Linked DNA regions of Homo sapiens: region 2 is linked to region 1. A link is an interaction called in ENCODE POLR2A ChIA-PET data of the cell type or tissue named here. Cell type or tissue: Panc1. All regions are shown on one strand.

What was found. Peaks named below come from ENCODE experiments on the same cell type or tissue, not always from the same donor. Only the 100,000 strongest peaks of a DNase experiment are listed, where the experiment ranks them.
Region 2: POLR2A ChIA-PET joins it to region 1 with 11 read pairs; 2 of 35 experiments call an interaction of 5 or more read pairs at or near these places.

What each region holds. Positions count from the first base shown.
Region 1 is chr11:117,399,680-117,402,179 of GRCh38, reverse strand. All of the region lies in intron 27 of CEP164 (centrosomal protein 164), which reads right to left. Among named protein-coding and RNA genes, the nearest start is that of CEP164, 73 kb to the right of the region's middle. In Panc1, no CTCF peak of the experiment used is centred here; no DNase peak of the experiment used is centred here.
Region 2 is chr11:117,717,879-117,720,378 of GRCh38, reverse strand. The region is part of intron 3 of DSCAML1 (DS cell adhesion molecule like 1); the gene reads left to right. Among named protein-coding and RNA genes, the nearest start is that of DSCAML1, 78 kb to the left of the region's middle. In Panc1, no CTCF peak of the experiment used is centred here; no DNase peak of the experiment used is centred here; H3K27ac peaks cover 1,495 bases.

The DNA.
Region 1 (2,500 bases):
ACAAAGACACAATGTACCAGAATCTCTGGGACACAGCTAAAGCAGGGTTTAGAGGGAAACTTACAGCACTAAATGCCCACAGGAGAAAGCAGGAAAGATCTAAAATCGACACCCTAACACCACAATTAAAAGAAGTAGAGAAGCAAGAAGAAACAAATTCAAAAGTTAGCAGAAGACAAGAAATAACTAAGATCAGAGCAGAATTAAAGGAGATAGAGACACAAAAAACCCTTTAAAAAAATCAATCAATCCAGGAGCTGGTTCTTTGAAAAGATTAGCAAAATAGATAGACTGCTATCCAGACTAATAAAGAAGAAAAAATAATCAAATAGACACAATAAAAAATAATAAATGGAATATTACCACTGATCCCACAGAAATACAAACTACCATCAGAGAATACTATACACACTTGTATGCAAATAAACTAGAAAATCTAGAAGAAATGGATAAATTCCTGGACACATATACCCTCCCAAGACTAAACCAGAAAGAAGTTGAATCCCTGAATTGACCAATAACAAGTTCTGAAATTGAGGCAGTAATTAAAAGCCTACAAATCAAAAAAAGCCCAGGACCAGACAGATTTAAAGCCGAATTCTACCAGAGGTACAAAGAGGAGTTGGTACCATTCCTTCTGAAACTACTCCAAACAATAGAAAAAGGACTCCTCCCTAACTCATTTTATGAAGCCAGCATCATCCTGATACCAAAACCTGGCAGAGACACAACAAAAAAAGAAAATTTCAGGCCAATATCCCTGATGAACATCAATGTGAAAATTCTCAATAAAATACTGAATCTAGCAGCACATCAAAAAGCTTATCCACCACAATCAAGTCGGCTTCATCCCTGGGATGCAAGGCTGGTTCAACATACGTAAATCAATAAACACAATCCATCACATAAACAGAACTAATGACAAAAATCACATGATTATCTCAACAGATGCAGAAAAGGCCTTCGATAAAATTTGACACCCCTTCATGCTAAAAACTTTGAATAAACTAGGTATTGAGGGAACGTATCTCAAAATAATAAGAGCTATTTATGACAAACCCACAGCCAATATCATACTGAATGGACAAAAACTGGAAGCATTCCCTTTGAAAACCGGCACAAGACAAGGATATCCTCTCTCACCACTCCTATTCAACACAGTATTGGAAGTTCTGGCCAGGGCAATCAGGCAAGAGAAAGAAACAAAGGGTATTCAAATAGGAAGAGAGGAAGTCAAATGGTTTCTGTTTGCAGATGACATGACTATATATTTAGAAAACCCCATCATCTCAACCCCAAATCTCCTTAAGCTGATCAGCAACTTCAGCAAAGTCTCAGGATACAAAATCAATGTGCAAAAATTATAAGCATTCCTATACACCAATAATAGGCAAACGGAGAGCCAAAGCATGAGTGAACTCCCATTCACAGTTGCTACAAAGAGAATAAAATACCTAGGAATCCAACTTACAAGGGATGTGAAGGACCTCTTCAAGGGGAACTACAAACCACTGCTCAAGGAAGTAAGAGAGGACAAAAACAAATGGAAAAACATTCCATGCTCATGGATACGAAGAATCAATATTGTGAAAATGACCATACTGCCCAAAGTAATTTACAGATTCAATGCTATCCCCATCAAGCTACCATTGACTTTCTTCACAGAATTAGAAAAAACTACTTCAACTTTCATATGGAACCAAAAAAGAGCCTGTATAGCCAAGACAATCCTAAGCAAAAAGAACAAAGCTGGAGGCATCATACTACCTGACTTCAAATGATACTACAAGGCTACAGTAACCAAAACAGCATGGTACTGGTACCAAAACAGATATATAAGCCAATAGAACAGAACAGAGGCCTCAGAAATAGCGCCACACATCTACAACCATTTGATCTTTGACAAACCTGACAAAAACAAGAAATGGGGAAAGGATTCCCTATTTAATAAATGATGTTGTGAAAACTGACTAGCCATATGCAGAAAACTGAAACTGGACCCCTTCCTTACACCTTATACAAAAATTAATTCGAGATGGATTAAAGACTTAAATGTAAGACCTAAAACCATAAAAACTCTAGAAGGAAACCTAGGCAATACCATTCAGGATATAGGCATGGACAAAGACTTCATGACTACACACCAAAAGCAATGGCAACAAAAGCCAAAATTGACAAATGAGATCTAATTAAACTAAAGAGCTTCTGCACAGCAAAAGAAACTACCATCAGAGTGAACAGGCAACCTACAGAATGGGAGAAAATTTTTGCAATCTACCCATCTGACAAAGGGCTAATATCCAGAATCTACAAAGAACTTAAACAAATTTACAAGAAAAAAACAAACAACCTCATCAAAAAGTGGGCAAAGGATATGAACAGACACTTCTCAAAAGAAGACATTTACGCAGCCAACAAACACATAAAAAAAAAGCTCATCATCACTGGTCATTAGAGAACTGCAAATCAAAACCACAATGAGATACCATCTCACATTGGT
Region 2 (2,500 bases), 320 kb before region 1:
CTCCATCTCGGTACTTTGTCCTGCTAATTCTGAGGCTGGGAGGGCGTGTGCACTCTTTATGCCATTCAGCCTTAATTAGAAGTTCCTGACAGCTTGTTTGGGGCCCTGTCAGGCTCTCTGACTTGCCTTGCACCAATAAGTAAAAAGGAAAATTGCTATCTGCTCCATACCTGGCTGCCTGGGTGTCATTATGAGTGGGCTGTGCGGGCGGGGGGCGCTGGGCTGAGTGCTCCTATTCTGGGCATGCCAGTGCTGACTCGGCACAGGGTGGGGGTTCTGTCCTTCCAGCTTCCACGGAGAGATCCAGTGCCTGGGCCGGGAGGGACTAATTGATTGAGACTTGATCAGGGCAGCTGGCTGGGGCTTTCATGTCCAGATTTCAAGTCCTTTTGCCTTTGAAACCCCACATATGTTCAGGGTTAGGGGGCCACAAAGCACAGTCAGCTCTTTTTCCTGTGACCTATTGTGGGGACAGGTGGGCACAGTCAGAGTAGGGATTGGATCTCATATTTTTCCAGTGATGAAGGAATGATTTGGCAGAGCTCTGCCCGCCTGGACCTTCTGCCCAGTGACCTACCTCCAAAGAAAGTCCTGAGCGTTAAGCAGTTAAGACACGAGATTGTGGAATTAGAGACCACTCAGGTTCAGACTTCTGCTCTGCCACTTTTGAGCTGTGTACCCTTGGGCCAGTCAGTTCACCTATCTGGACTTAGTTTTGTCATCTATAAAATGGGTATAATAATTGAGTTGTAAAGACAACAGTACCTGATCCCCAGTAACAGTACCTGACTCCATAAATCTCATCTACAAACTCTTAACTAGAGAATTAGAGTTAAGTGTTTGAATTGCAACTGGACTGCATATTAACTTTGTGATCTTGGTCAACGTACCTAACCCTGACTCTGAGCTTGCTTTCTTTCCTTCCTTTCCTTCCTTTGACAGAGTCTTGCTCTGTTGTCCAGGCTGGAGTACAGTGGCGCAATCTCGGCTCACTGCCACCTTCGCCGCCCGGGTTCAAGTGATTCTCCTGCCTCAGCCTCCTGAGTAGGCTTGCACCATCACCTCCGGCTTATATTTTATTTTTTAGTTTTATTTTTTGGATTTTTAGCAGAGATGGGGTTTCACCATGCTGGCCAGGCTGATCTCGAACTCCTGACCTCCAGCGATCCGCCTGTCTCAGCCTCCCAAAGTGCTGGTATTACAGGCATGAGCCACTGTGCCTGGCCAGTTTCTTTATTTCTAAAAATGAATATATAACAGCACCCTCCCCCTAGGTTACTATGAGGATTCAAGGAGATTATGCACTAAAACACTTAGCACACCGCCTAGAACAGAACTGACAAACTATAGCCCATGGGCCAAATCAGGCCCATGGCCTCTTTTTGCAAACTTGGATTTGAACACAGCTTCTCTCTTCCCTTTAAGTTTTGTCTGTGCTGCTTTCTAGCCACAGCAGCAGAGTTGAGGATGGCCCACAAAGCCAAAAACATTTGCTGCCTGGTCCTTTGCAGAAAAAGTTTGCTGACCCCAACTGAACATGGTTATGTGCTCGTTAAACACTAGTTGTTATTAACAAGTAATCATCATTGTAATTTCCACACTGCTTCACTGAGGTGTTTGGAGGCCAAGTGCGCAGTAACGAGTAGCTTCTAAGACACACTAGCCAGAGAGGATTTTTTAAAGGTCTCATATGATGGGGGGGGGGGGGGGTTTTGAGTATTCATCTTGTGTGTGTGTATTTTTAGAAAGAAAAACTGGGAGCGATATTTGGTCATACACCTTCCTGAATCACATATTTTCTGTCTTAAGGGATATCAGGAATCTCCTAATTCCATTGATTAATTCTACCAAGGAGGAAACTTTCATTGTCTACTGCTGCACAGCCCCCTCACCCTCAGAATACTCTTGCTGGATTTCAAATATCCAAAGCTTGCTGAATTCCTGGCCAAAGATACTGCACCTATGCTGGAACTGAGTTTGTTCCCGGCACACATCACCCATAACCCCTTTCACCCCCAACTTGGGGGCTTATGAAGGGTCCTGGGAGCTGCCTGGAGTCACTGAGGCCAGGAGAGCCCTGCCGGTTCCCAGCACTTTGGCAGACAGCCCTGCCATCCTCAGGCTGTGTCAGCCTCGGGAAGGGGGGTGGGGGATGGCGGGGTGCGTGAGTGGCTTCTAGAGAGGCTGGAGCCGGCGCGGCAATGCCCCACTGACCTCGCATACAGGCAGGCTATTATCACTCAATTTTTACGCTGTGTTCCGGATGCTGCTCCGCCTGCCACGGACGTGCAGCCGTTAAAATATTAATGTCTGGCATGTGGCAAACATTTAAAATATGCTGAGACTTGGGAGCTGTTGAGCTGGGCCTTGTTGACACACCGCCTCACCTGGGTGTTGTTTGCTATGTAAATGCCAAGGATTCCTCCCTGAAGCTGGAACCTGCACTCCTCTTCTCACCCCTCATTTCCTCCTGGGACTAGGTTGGTAAAGCAGTTTGTGC